2 separate regions of the Homo sapiens genome follow, and region 2 is linked to region 1. A link is a contact called in ENCODE Hi-C or POLR2A ChIA-PET data. All regions are on one chromosome and are shown on one strand. The core of a region is the stretch at or near the end of the contact, and the rest is flanking DNA. Distances in the headings are between cores, read along the strand shown.

What was found. Hi-C counts contacts between places; a loop is a spot of excess contacts on that map. ChIA-PET counts read pairs that join two places held with the same protein, here RNA polymerase II (POLR2A). Pooled maps may share reads with other maps.
Region 2: a map of PC-9 shows a loop between it and region 1 (7-fold over the local background). The contact joins two enhancer-like sites. A Hi-C loop is called at or near these places in 1 of 168 maps with a recorded cell type or tissue (PC-9), 5 of 37 single-sample maps with no recorded cell type and 10 of 50 pooled maps. POLR2A ChIA-PET finds 5 or more read pairs at or near these places in 2 of 52 experiments (Panc1 and T-cell).

The regions. Positions count from the first base shown.
Region 1 is chr3:72,624,870-72,632,201 of GRCh38, reverse strand. All of the region lies in intron 8 of LOC105377161 (a long non-coding RNA gene), which reads left to right. Among named protein-coding and RNA genes, the nearest start is that of RYBP, 180 kb to the right of the region's middle. Within about 2 kb of position 2,806, at least 4 of the 41 ENCODE cell types and tissues checked have a DNase peak (open chromatin) inside an H3K27ac peak, as active enhancers do; they include PC-9, where a contact is called at or near this core.
Region 2 is chr3:72,817,493-72,824,824 of GRCh38, reverse strand. It overlaps SHQ1 (SHQ1, H/ACA ribonucleoprotein assembly factor), which reads left to right. Exons shown (of 11, transcript NM_018130.3): 6 at 274-401. Among named protein-coding and RNA genes, the nearest start is that of SHQ1, 27 kb to the left of the region's middle. RefSeq lists enhancers at 2,229-2,508, 2,529-2,578. Within about 2 kb of position 3,609, at least 13 of the 41 ENCODE cell types and tissues checked have a DNase peak (open chromatin) inside an H3K27ac peak, as active enhancers do; they include PC-9, where a contact is called at or near this core.

The DNA of each region.
Region 1 (7,332 bases), core at 1,557-4,056:
TAACAATGATTCAAAAGATAATTTTTCTCACACACACAAAAAGCCGGGAGCTTGGTAGCCATGGGCTTAATAGTAGCTCTGTGGTCATCACAGTCTTGTGCTCTTTTTGTTTTATAGTGCAGGTGTTCCATCTTCAAGGTTACCTCATGCTCCAATGTGGCTGCTGTAGCTCCAGCCATTATGTCTACATTTCTGACTATGAAGGAAGGGAGGAAGGCCAAAAAAATTGTTTTAAGTGCCAGCTTAACAAATCCCACCTTATGACACTTTCTCAGAAATCCCACCCAACAACTCTGCTTATATCTCATGGGCCAGAGATTGCTCTCATGGCCATACCTAGCCATGAGGTGGGCTGGTCAAGGTAGTCTCTTGGCCAGGCTCACTGCAGTGCTTAGTAATGCCAAGGTTCTGTTCCTTAAAAAAAAAAGGGAAATTAAGATGAGGCAGGTGGTTTCTGCCATAGGACTGCTGTTGTCCTCGTTTTACCAATGAGCAACATGAGGCTCTGAGAGTCAGGTGTCTTGCCCGAGACTGTATCAATAGTAAGATGGAGGCTGCATTTGGATGGATGTCTGCCCGACTCCAGTCTTTATTCACTATTGATAAAGTTTGCCTAAGAAGAAAGGCAGGAAGCAAAGTAGGCAGCCACATGCAAGCTCACATGTTTCCAATGCTGCTTGACGGGCACCCACTGAATGGGCCAGAGTTTTAATCCATCTGGCTTATGTGCAAAACTGACTCACAGAAGGCTTTCCAGAGGGTACTCTCACATAGATGGAGGACTCTCTTAACACGCTGGCTTGTCTCTCGTTCCCGGTAGACTGTAGGCGTTGAGTGGGCTGTCATGGGCACCGTTGTATGCCCAGTAGCCAGCACGGGGCCTCGCACGTCACAGGGACTCAATAAGTGTTTGCTGAATCCATGAAGGGAGTGAATGAGTGAGTGAACTAATGAACTTGGATATGGATGACAGTCATGAAAGCCAGCCAACTTATTTTTCTTGGATGGCATTTACCACCAGCTGACCAATTGTGTTGAAACCATCCCTGAAGAGGTAAAATTTCACCGAGAAAACCACCCATTGTCAACCACGAGTCCCAGGAGTCTCTCTCTGTGAAAAATAGCATGTGTGGCCCCCCATGAAACCTTTTTTTTTTTTCCTGGTAGATTTTCTGAATATCCTTTTTTTCTGACTGGCCTATAAAATGCATTGAGAAATTATGCTAATGCTAGTATCTCTCCAACCAAGTCCTACTGAGGATTGAATCTATTTTTCAAAGACAAAACTGAGTTTTAATTTAGTGCCCCCTTGACATTTTCCCTTTCAAGCACATGAAGGATGCTTCTGCAGAGGGAGAGGTCTTGGGAAATCTTTCACGGATGGCTACGCTTCACGCCTGGGTGGAGTAACCCTCAGCACGCCAGCTTTCAATTAGAAGTAAATAAATGGAGACAGCTTTGCGGTGTGCCCGATACTCTGAAAGATCAACCCCCGGCCTCGGGGCTGCCTTTCTCCCACTGCAGCTAAAAATGTTCATTTACATTTTTTTGGTGTTTTCTGAGCAGCTTTAATGTGCCAGGTTTAACCTTTAAGGCCCTCTCCCCTTCTTCCTTCTGCTTCTCCCCCAACCCCTGGCTTTGAGGATGCCACAAGCCTTGAAGCACTTGCAGGAAACAGCTGCACACAAGTGGATTTCCAACTGAATTCTTTAGATGGAAGTTTGGCTCTTGTAGGATCATGTAAAGGAGTCTTTCATTTCCCCTCTGTGATTGTCATTCTGTTTGGAATAAGGGCAGCTGGGGATGCCTCTCCTTTGCCCATTACATCCTAAGGCAGAGGTGGATTTGGGGGCCTTGGGTTAGGATTGGGGATAGGGGATGTCTGGGGAGGGACTCCTTGCTGTGCCATTCCTCCACATTTGGAGACCGGAGGGGAAGACCTTGGTGTCATTTTGAGATTCTTCTATTAGGGAACTATATCCATTAGTTATTGCTGCAAAGCAAATGACTCCAAAACTTGATAGCTTAAAACATCATTTACTCACCTTTAGCTCACAATTGTGTAGGTCAGCAATTTGGCCAGCCTCAGCCAGGCAGTCCTTTGGGTCTGTACTGGGCTGGTCTGGTCTCAGATGGGCATGATCAGCTGCCAGGTTGGCTTGCGACGGTCTCAGCTGAGATGACTGGGGCTGTCGCCATCCAGCAGGCCATCCTGCTCTCGCACAATGAGAGCTGGGCTGAGATGACTGAGGTTGTCACCGTCCAGCAGGCCAACCTGGGCTTGCTCACTTGGTGGTGGAAGGGTTCCAAGAGCAAGCACAGAAGAGCATGAAGTCTCTTGAGGCGTCAACTGAGAACTGGCGCCATGTCACTTTTGCTGCATTCTGTCAAAGCAAGTCACAAGGCCCACCCCAGTTCTGGGAGTAGAGAAAATAGCTCTGCCTCTTGATGGGAGAAGCTGCAATGCATTTTGGCAATTTTTGCAATCAACAACAAGGAGTGATTTTCCAGATCTGCTTCTCAAGGCCTAGGGCTTCCATGGAAAAGCCACAGGGGCCACTGTAGGTTCAAGATTAAAGTTTGGGCTATCCTCTCGCACCTTTAACCCGAGGAACTCACTTTTATCTGCAGAATATATTGGACTTCCAAGTAAGATCTCACTTGAACAAAGGTTGCCATGGTTAAAAGACATTGAATACCAATTAGTTAGAAGTAATTGTCAGGCTCTCCCTACCTGCTTCTGACCTCTGTGACTCATAGAATTGCACTTCCTGTTTTCTGATAAAAGAGAACTAGTGCCAAGAAGTAGGAAGATTCTGGCCTTGCTCATTCACTCATCAGTCTCTGTATCTCCAATCCTCATACAATCTCAGTGTTCTAGGCTGCAAAAAGAAGTGGAAGACAGTAATGCATAGAAGAGTTCAAACTAAAGCCAGGCTTTCAGGGTTCAGATCTCAACTTCCTCCGTTGCAGTGTGGTCATAGGAAGGTTACTTAACCTCTCTAAGCCACAGCTTCTGCATCTATAAAATGGGGTGAGAATATCTATTGCATGGATTAAAAAAAGATAATTTGTACAGCATAAAAATTACTCAAATCATGTTTACTATTTTTATGATGTAGTCTTCAAGTTCCCTTAACATTCTAACAGATTATATTCCCTATGAAATTATGGTGGGCAGTGCCAATTTCCAGTTGCTAGGTGTTCTGGTTTGGGATTTTTTTTAGGAAGGCATTCAGCAAAACAAGCCTCTGCTCACTGGCCTGCCACCAAATGGTAAAATTCAGCTGTTTGAGATTCATACCTTTGGCTGAGTACATTAAGGTGTTCTTATTCGTTAATACGTAGTTTGATTAGATCATTTTCTCCATGAATATTAAGCTGAACCCTAGGCAATGAGCAATGTGAACTTTGATGGAATGTTTTTCAGAGGAAGGGAAGATGATGTATGGGTGAACAGGAGAGAAGATAAGTTTGGGCTGGCCATAGCAGAGTTAGCGGGTGGGGAGCAAGGAGGTTGGTGCCTGAATGAAGGAGGGGACCCCTTACGCTTCCAGGAGAAGTGCCAAGAGGCACTTGGCATACTTTCCTGCTGTGCCTGGAGCTGAGAGTCTTCGTACCTGGTGCACAAGAAAGGAAAATGTATCCTCCAGCTTTGCCCATCATGATTCTGAAATGCTTTCAGGCACCCCAGGCTGTGCGGGAATATTTAAAGCCACCATGATTACCATTTGCCATCTGACAGGAAGCAACTCTGTGCCCCTGTATGAGAGAAGAGCAGTTATTTTCTAAGGTCCCCTGGGGCACGTTTTGGTGTCTCGGGGAGGAGAATCTGCACCCTCACCCCGCCTTCCTTTGGCAATGAGCAGGTCATCCATCAAGTTGGTCCTGCCCAACAGGATCTTCCAGATCTCTCAGCAGAGGCCTCCACTCCACTAGGTCTAGGCAAACAGGCTCCAGCTTGCTAAGGCCGCGGGCCTGATGGGAAGGGCAGGGCCAAATGGCCCCAGCCTGACTTTTCAGATGCTGCACGCAGACTGGGGTGCACTGAGGAGCAGTGCCTCATCTTGGGATGACAAGATGTGGCCAGGGGGTGTGTGCCTGGATTCCACAGGCATCAGCAAACACCTGGCTTCCTTTGGTATCAGGCAGAGGTGCATCTGGCTCTCAGCCAGCTGTCTATGTGGAAATATTCCACCCCTCTTTTAAAATTGCATTTTCATATCAAAGACAAGCTAGGGAACCAAGAGGCCCTTATTGGAGGGGAGCATTGTTTTTCAGGATTTGCCTTAGCATTTTTTTTACCTAGCAAATTCTCCTAAAATATTTTAGAGTTGTACTTTTTTGGTTTTGTTTTTTGGAATGTCTATCATTTTTATCAAACAAGTCATCTGTGGGTGCTCACTATGGAGAAATCTGAGGAAGAACAGATAAGTAAAAGTTTTGTTTACAGTGAAAAATTGCTTATAAATAATTTTTATTAAATTATCTATTTTTGTTTTTTCATCATTTTCTGTTGAGAGCATATCCTATCATTTGTTTACAGAATTCCCTGTGTTTAGGAATTTAGGGGTCTTTACAGGCTCCCTGCCCCTGCAAAAATCCCCGTGAGATGAAGCCCCAGTTGCTGGCAGTGGTAGTGGGGTGGTAACTCACTCTTCTCACTCTTTATTAACTGCCTGCTCTTGCCTGTCTCATTTCTCCACTTCCTTACTCATTTCTGTTTCACCTCCCAAATAAACCACCTGCACTGAGATCCTGGTCTCAAGGGCTGCTTCTCAGGAAACCCAAACCAATGCAGCTATCTACTGTTTTTGAGTATACAGTCACGTGCCACACAACGACTTTTCAGTCAATGATAGACTGCATATACGATGGTGGTCTCCTAAGATTATAATAGAGCTGAAAAATTTCTATCACCTAGTGACATCTTGATGGTCCTGACCCTGTGCAGGCCTAGGCTAACATGTATGTTTGTGTCTTTGTTTTTTTGTCTGTTTGGTTGGTTTTAGTTTTTTGTTTGTTTGTCTTTTTGAGACAAGGTCTTGCTCTGTCACCCAGGGTAGAGGGCAGGGCAGCAATCATGGCCCACTGCAGCCTCAGACTTCTGGCCCCAAGTGATCCTCCCACCTCAGTCTTCCCAGTATCTAGAATGACATACTGGAGCCACCATGCCCAGCTAATTTTTATTTTTTTTTTTATAGAGACCAAGGTCTCACTATATTGTACAAGTTGGTTTCAAACTCCTGGCTGCAAGCGATCCTCTCACCTTGGCTTCTCAAAATGCTGGGATTACAGGCATGAGCCACCATGCCTGGCTCTTTTTCCTTTTGCAGGGAGTGGGGTCTTGCTATGTTGCCCAGGCTCATCTTGAACTCCTGGCCTCAAGTGATCCTCCTACCTCACCCTCTCAAAAACTGTTTAAAGAGTTTAAAAAAAAATAATTTTTAAATAGAAAAAGGCTTATAGAATAAGAATACAAAGAAAGAAAATATTTTTGTACAGTTGAAAAATGTGTTTGTGTTTGTGTTTTGTTTTTTGAGACAGAGTCTCACTCTGTCACCCAGGCTGGAGTGTAGTGGCACAATCTCTGCTCACTGTAGCCTCTGCCTCCACCTCCTGGGTTCAAGCAATTCTCGTGCCTCAGCCTCCCAAGTAGCTGGGACTACAGGTGTGCGCCAACACACCCAGCTAATTTTTGTATTTTTTAATAGAGACGAGGTTTTGCCATGTTGGCCAGGCTGGTCTTGAACTCCTGGGCTCAAGTGATTGCCCGCCTCAGCCTCCCAAAGTGCTGGGATTACAGGCGTGAGCCACCACGCCCGGCCTGTGTTTGTGTTTGAAGTCTTATTATAAAAGAGTCAAAAAGCTTTAAAAAAATTAGAAAGTTTATGACATTAAAAAGTTACAGTAAGCTAAGGTTAATTATTGAAGAAAGAAAAGTGTATTTTAAAATAAATTTGGTATAGCCTAAGTGTACAGTGTCTATAAAGTCTACTGTAGGGTACAGTAATGTCGTAGGCCCTCGCATTCACTCACCACTCACTCAATGACTCACCCAGAGCAACCTCCAGTCCTGCAAGCTCCGTTCATGGTAAGTCCCCTATACAGGTGTATCATTTCTTATCTTTTACACAGTGTCTTTACCGTACCTTTTCTGTGTTTAGATGCACAAATACTTACCACAGTATTACAATTGCCTGCAGCGTTCAGGACAGTTACGTGCTGTACAGGTTGGTAGCCTAGGAGCAACAGGCTACACCATCTAGCCTAGGTGTGTAGGAGGCTCTCCCACCTAGGTTTGTGTAAGTGCACTCTGAAATGCTTGCACAATGATGAAATTGCCCAATGATGCATTTCTCAGAGCATAGCCTTTTCACGAAGCGATGCATGACTGTACACCATGTCTCCCTTGACCAGCATTGGATTCGCATACAGCTTTTCAGGAGTGCTCTTGCCTAATGTGGATTACTCAGAGGTCGGGGCTTTCCTGATTCACTTAGGCTACGTTTCAGTGCACCACCCGGGTTTGGCAACTTAACCTTCGGCCTCCAAGTTTCTCATCCTATGCTAGACTTTCGCCAAGGCCTCCTTGTTACTAATGGCCAGTGCTTGGCCATCAGTAATGACCAACCTCCTGTAACCTACTGCCAGTACTAATGGCCAACCCTAACCCTAACCCTCCTTTTCCTCCTTGTCACTTTGCCCCTGAGTTAATCGTCTCCTACAATTCTGCTATCTCTTCTTTGTTTTTTTCTTATCAAAAAATCTTTAGCAGCCTTAGCCTGAATGCAGGAGGCCCCAGGCCATACTGTGATCTAGGTGAAGGGTTTCTTTGGGGATTCTCTTTACCTGGCTCTGAAAACCCTGCTTTTTCTTGTAGTCCTCCCTGGAAAGAATTTTTTTTTATTAGGTTGTCCTCTGAGGTGATGTCTCCTCCTGGTAGAAAGAAAAATAATATTCTTTGCAAAGCATTGACATATATTCTTTAACTTTACTTTCCCTCCACCTCCCAAAACTTGCCAGTTTCAGGGTCCAAAGTTCCGGACCTCTGACAAAGCATGCACCCACTTACAGATGGAATACATGGGCATTGGCCTGGGACCTGATGCTGTCCTCGTTGAAGGACATTTGTAATCTGGTGACCTTAGTCCAAAGACATGAACTTAAAGGTGGGAATATGGGGCACTGTGGTGGGAAAAGTTTGTAGTGACCTTTCAAGAAACAACATTCACATTTTGACAGAGGATGCCTTGGCTAGTGATAAAGAATTATAATGCTTTTTTTCCTTCCTTCCTTCCTTCATTCCTTCCTTCCTTCCTTCTTTCCTTC
Region 2 (7,332 bases), core at 2,360-4,859, 190 kb before region 1:
CCATCTCTTTTAAAAAAAGTTAAAAAAAAAAAAAAAAGAGATCAGCAATGTTATATATCCCTTTAGGCAGATACTTACTTTTGTTTTATGGTAAATAACTTATGTTTGTGGTTAGTAACTACAAAGAAAGTAAATATAGTGTTCAGTCTTTCCTTGAAATGTACTTTGAATTAAAATCTGTATTTCTAGTACAAATATGAGTTAAGATAAAATGTTAAAAAGTAAAAGCCAGTGAAATCCTGTATAGTAAGTTCTTTCAATGTTTTTTCCTAGAGCTGACTTTTTTGAAGATGAGGCGATTGAACAGATTTTGAAGTATAATCCTTGGTGGACTGACAAATATTCAAAAATGATGGCCTTTTTGGAAAAGAGTCAGGAACAAGAAAATCATGCTACATTAGGTAAGAAACTCAAATTCGGCTAATTTGTTTCATTTTAAAATCTCATGGTGTACCACGTTTACTGCCTTCCATATTATTAAGCGTATAGTTGTAATTGCCTTATAATGTTAAAATATGAGTTTGAATTGCTAATTTTGGAAATGACTTCTTTGCCCCTGACTGGAAAATGCCGCTAAATAATTAGGCTTATTTGTGTTGGAAAATTCTTTTGAAGTATGGTTTCCTTTAGAATCATTGGAGTTCTTTTATAATTAATTATTTTTTAAAACCTAAATTTAGGGATATTATCACACAGGACATTTGTAGTTTCTCAATAACCTGCTTAAGAGGTATGAACATTCTTCTTTGGTAAGGACATTTGAGTATTAGTAACGGGCGGGGGGAAGACCCAAGTGGGAAAAGACCTAGATGGACATGTTATTACCAGCTTCTCTAAGTGCAGTGTAGCATTGATATATTAAGACTATACATTAGAAATATAACATTTGCAGACAGATCAAGAAGAGAACACCCATGTTTTCTGTCACACTGATTTGGCTTTTATTTACATATTAAAAATAAAATTTCAATGTTTAAATGGAAAGAATACATATATATGTACATTCTGAAGAGTATTAAATGGAATATAGACTCTTCCCACCCCAAGTTCTTCTTCCCGGAAGTAATCACTATTAGCAATTTTGGGGATATTTTAAAAATATATATTCCCACATCTAAACAGTCGCTTTAAGAAATGTCTACACATAGACTCACGTATACCCGGTTTGTACCTTGTTTTCAATTTGTAGTGTGTGTTGCACATCTTCCATATTAGTATGTAGAGATCTACCTGAAGCTTTTCATGATTACATAGTATCCGGTTGGATATTTTTTTCATGATTGATGGATATTTGGGCTGTTTACTACTGGTGGACATTTGGGTGACTTCCTGTTTTCTGCAGTTGCAAATAGTATATATAGTGGCCTTCTTTGACCACTCATTCTGAAGTAGCTACAGGGTCTCTAATGCATCACAGTTTTTTATTTTCTGCATATCAATGCAATAGCCTGTTATCTGCTATTTTTTCAGTGTCTAGTATAGTGCCTGTTATATAAAGGTACTCAGTAAATATCTATAAATATTGTAATAAATGTTTTTATGGTTAAGTTTTATTAAAGTTTAGGTGAGTTCTACCAGATCAAAAAATTGCTACTATAATATTTTAGAAAATAGAGGATTAGCTTTATTGCATAACAGAAGCTCATTATAGTGACTCTTTTTTTTTTTTTTTTTTTGAGACGGAGTCTTGCTCTGTCGCCCAGGCTGGAGTGCAGTGGCACAATGTCGGCTTACTGCAAGCTCTGCCTCCCGGTTTCACGCCATTCTCCTACCTCAGCCTCCCAAGTAGCTGGGACTACAGGCACCGGCCACCGCGCCTGGCTAATTTTTTGTGTTTTTACTAGAGACGGGGTTTCACCCTGTTAGCCAGGATGGTCTCGATCTCCTGACCTTGTGATCCGCCAGCCTCGGCCTCCCAAAGTGCTGGGATTACAGGTGTGAGCTCCCGCGCCCGGCCTATAGTGACTCTTTGTTATAGATTTATTGTCGTTTTCAACAAATCCTGACTTTTATATTTGAGTTTAAGCAGCTTTCAGAGACTTCTCACATTATGTATATATAGACAAATTTTCAGGTTTAGGATTGCTAACAGAATATAGATAGTTAATTGTACATGCTAGGTAGATCTGATCATGAAGTTTGAACAAACTTAAATCATCAAGTGTGTCAACTGGTTTGAGTCAGTTTCCCTAATTTTAGCACGGTATTTTAATGAGGTGGTGTGGGAGAAAATTGATGGTTGCGTAGTTGAGTTTTCTGTCCACCAGGGTGAGCTAGTTGCCCTAAAAATCAAGAGAAGGCGTTCCCTTTGATTTAAATTCTAACTTGCTCTACTTTGATAAACTGTAGCTTGTTCTCAGTCCAGTTTTCTGTGTCAGCAATGCTCTTAGTCTTCTTTGTGTAATTTTAGCAGGAGATCAAGCCACTCAGTCCTTTTAACCACCTGCCCTCCTGACCCTTCATCTGACCCATGACTGATAGCCAGGCTGGTGCATCAGGAACAGTCATAGTCTGCAAAGCCATTATGGTGATTCATTCTAAAAACCACCTTTAAAAATAGCAAGGACATGTGATCTAAGGTAGACGAACTTGAGCTTTGTGTCGAACAGCGTGTCTCTTCTAATAATACCAAATGTAAGATATAAACTAAATGTAGGCTTGGGGTTGGACTTCTTGTTCCACCACATGCCTGCGATATGATCTTGCACCTTTGGGTTGCTGTGGAATGCTGTACCTACCTCAGAGTTGTCCTGAGATTGAATGAAACGATGTATTTAAAATCCTGTAAATGTTAGAAATTATTATTGTAGAGTAAAATCAGTCACAGGAGAGCCAGGAGTTGGATGGTTTCTCTGTGAAATTACAATTTTTATACATTTAGAAAGCTTTAAGGGAAAGTTCCTTGTTAACAAGATTTCTCTCTCATTTGAAAAATCCTGGTTCAAATATTTGGGGCACTCAGAATTGGAGGAATAAATTGAAGTGTGTTGAGCCAGGATAAAATATGGGGGAAAAGAAATAAACCAAGAAATAAACATCACAGTTTTCTGCTGAACTATGGTGCATGCTGCTGTACCTTTTCTCCTCTTCCTCTTTGTTCTTTGCCTCTCTGGCCTTCTTCCTCTTTGTGTCATAGCGTGGGCTGTTGTCTGTTTAACACCTCCTCATCAGGTGTCGCCAGGCAGATACAACAGTGCAGGTGAGGGGTGTACCTTTGATTCATTCTGTATCATAAAATATTAACCTAGATTGCTTTGAATTCCAGATAAGCCTTAGGTGGTGAACTTTGCTCCCTCTTTTTCTCCCTTGGTTGTAATTCTTGTCGTTTTCATCACAGCCCTGAGTTACAACAGGGAGACTTTTCTCCAGCTTTGTAGTGATCCAGATTTTCCTCCCCAAAGGCTTGTAAATGGAAGTGTTAAACGCCGTGCTTCCCCTGAGCTCTGGTTTCATGAGGATGAACTCACCGCATTTCCCATGTTGTCTTTCAGTGGTTAATCTGAAGCTCCAGAGTCTTGGCACGTTATTGCTTGTTATGACACCACGTAACATTTATAGTCAATGAACTTCCTAGCAGGGACATCCTGTTTGGCACCAGTGAGCCCTTCAGTGTTTGTAGAGATAACTGTCAGTGTCAACTTTGAAAGTTGTAGCACTGCAGGGCTACCCATTTAGGCTGAAGGTTTGAATGCAGCACAATTTTTTCTGGTTCCCTTGATCTGGTTCCAGTGAATGTACAATGTAATAGACAGATGTGCGTTACTCTGAGAGCATTGAGATCCTTTGTGATTTAATTGTTGACCCAGATAAGAGGGATGTTTGGGAGGGGGATTTAGAGAGGAAGGGAGGATTTAAAAGTAACAAAATTAGAAAATATTTGGAAGAGAAAAGTGACTACCTTGCAGACATCTTTCATTTTGATAGTCCCTTTGCAGCCTTCAGACATATTGGTGGGGTTTTTGATGTTGGGAGGTGGTCCTTGGCCATTTGCTTCAATGCTAGGGCACCAGTTTCCTCCTCAAATGTATTGAGAGTTCAGCTGACTTTTGTTTCACTGGAGATTATTTTTAAAAGTATAATTAGCCAAAACATTGTGAACTATATAGCAAAGCTGCTTTGTAGTGTAGCTAAGTCATACAAATGCTTGACAAATGTTATTCATGGTGGCAATCATCCAAGCATTGTTGGCACTGCATCTGTAGTTATTTCCAGTACTGCTGCTAGGTTAGACTTGATTGTGTGCAAACTTCCCCCAAGTTCCCCTTTGGGTGATATGATTTACAGCTCTAATAAAAAAGGCCTTAGGGAGCTCAGACTTTTGGTTTCTCTAGTGATTTCCTGGTTTGTTGTTATTGTTATTTATCATCTCTGATTTCTTTGCTTGAATTTCAGAATTTAAATGCATTTGTGTGTTATTAATGAAGTAGGCCACAGTGGAACTTATAAATGCTCAGTAAAAGGTGGAAGTGTTTTAGGGAAAGTCTAGCAGCTCCTAGTATCCAAGAATTCAGAAGAATAATTCAAGTAGGTTTTTCTTCTGTGCACAGTTATTGAAAATGACTAATGTAGAAATACTTACATGTGGATAATGTAACGTCAGAACCTACATTGCCTAGGTCAACTTTTATAAATGGATAAACGTCGATAGGTATGATTACTTAAAAATGAAGGCATAAATATGTAGAGAGTTGACATGTTGCTAAATAGTTTCTGGGCATGCTTACTTTGTGATTGAGAATTATGTGGGAGCAGGGGTCTATTAGTCAACTAGGATATAAAGACTTTTCTCTAGTCAGAGATCATGAACACCTGGCATTTTCCCATTAGCTAAATTAATGAACATCTCAAAAACCATACCTAAGGGAATACTGTCTCTAACCTTCTTGCTAAATACAAGGAGTCATAAAATATTTTGTCAGGTATGCTTTCTTCCTGCAGTGAGTATATGCCTTCATGCCATTTCCTTAAATCAAATTGCTTAAAATGAACTGAGAGCTTTTATTTAAATTAAGGAACTTCAGATGCGTCCTCCAATGAGGCAGTCAACACTCAGTTTATCTGTCTTATTAATTAAATCCAGTAAATTTTAAATTAAATACAGTTGACCCTTGAACAAAACATGTTTGAAATGCATAGGTCTGCTTATATGGGGATTTTCTTTTGCCTCTGCCACCCCTGAGATAGCAAAACCAACCCTTCCTCTTCCTCTTATTCCTCAGCCTACTCAATATGAAGACCAGGATGAGGACCTTTGTTTATGATGCTGTACCTCCACTTAATGGATAATAAATTTAATCTTAAAGAGACTTCATGTACAATTCAAGGATTGGGGAAACCTTAACTAAAGCTATAAATCCAGAATCTTGTCTTAAAAAAAAAATGGACATATTTGACTACATGAAAAATAAGTGTTTCAATGGCAAAAGGTACCATAAACAAAGTCAGTAGAGATATGGTAGCTTTGGAAAGATGATTAGGGTTTATATCTATAATATACAGGATTCTTAATTTGACAAGACAAGCCATCCAATAGAAAAAAACTGGACAAAACACATTCGAATGGGTCACTCATAAGAGTGCAAATCCAGATTGCCTACAAACCAAGGAACTAGTGCTTAAAGTTGAGCAATTGGAGAAATACTAAGTGAAATAACAATGATAAGTCACTGTTTTAGTTTTCTCTTGCTGCATAACAAATTATCACAAGCTTCACACAGTGTACATTCATGATCTCAGTTTCCATGAGTCAGAAGTTGGGCCAGGCTTAGCTGGGTCCACTGTGTAAGGTCTTGCAAGGCTGTAGCCAAAGATATCCATCTTATTTTTTTAAAAAACAGATGTTGGAGGCTGTGTTCTTTCCTGGAGCTCAAGGTCTTCTTCCAATCTCACATGATTGTTGGCAGAATTTAGTTCCTTGCAGATATAGAACTGAGGCCCCTACTTTGTTGCTGGCTGTTAGCTGGGGGCCACTCTTAGATCTTAGAGGCCTCTACAGGTCCCTGCCACATAGCCTTCTCACAGGCTCTCTCACTTCACCATGTGACATCTTATTTCTTCAAAACTAGCAGGCGAGTCCCTGGCTTTGGTCTGCTAATAATGGAATATAATCATGGAAATGACTGTCCCATTGCCTTGGTCGTATTCTGTTGGACAGAAGCAGGTCACAAGCTCCATCCCCACATAATGATATGACTCATTGGAAGTCATCTTAGAATTCTGCCTACTATACTCAATTTATTAACCTGGAAATGATTGTAAAAAAGCTATTACATTTCTTGCCAGGGGGAGGTGGGAGGTATGTGTAGGAAGAGGAACTTCTATTCATGACTGTGAGAAAGGAGAGTTATTGTAGCCTTTAAGTAAAGTGTCTTTCTAAAACAGATACTTTTTTAACCCAGTCAATACAGTCTCGAGAGTCTACTTTATGGAAATAAAGCCTCTAATAATCAAGGACATAGGATAAGGATATTTATTGCAGCATTATTAGCAGTGGCAGAAAACTAGAAGCAAAGTGAGTGCCCATCAGTAGGGGGAGTGATTGGACAGAGCATGGTACATTTTGGAATATTATACTCCTTTACAAAAATTAGTTACACACCAGTTGACTTTTAGGGATTTGCCAGAGGTATTGTTGAGTGAGAAGGGCTAGATGGAGAAAAATGACCTAGTTATTTGGGTTGAGGGAGGGTGTAGGAAGTATAAACTCCCTAGTAGGTATGCTTGTGTGTCTGTATGTGATTACATGTCTAGAGAAAACTATGGAATGGTATATACTAGATTTTCAGTGTGTGAGAGGCTGTTGACGAATATTCAGGAGGCGAGAAGGTGCCAAGCAGAAGAAGAAAAGCAAAAAGGAACTGTGTTGTAAAGAAACAATCTTTTCCCACAAGTCTAACGTATGTGATGTGGTCATATGTAAAACTTGATTTATATGGTAAACAATATGAGATTTTAATGGATTAATTTGAATTGAAATTTAATCTAATTAAATTAAATTTAAATTTAACAATTTTAATTGATTAATATCTGGGAGTATTCCTATTTCTTGGTATAGAACTTTCAAAATGGATAACGAATATTTTCAGTGTGCTTTATTTAGCACTTTCTGTTGTCAAAATGTATTATCTTAATTTTAAAGACAGTAACTGGCATTCAGACGTCTTAAGTACAGAACAGTGTAGCAAAAAAGGGAGGGTCAGGAATTAAGGAATAGGTATTATTTAGAAAAATCTTCTTTATTCAGCCCTATTAGAATTTGAGCAGACTCATAGCTCTTACTAAAACTGTGAAGTCTACTTAAGTTATTTATATATCCATAGTTAAGTAGAAAGA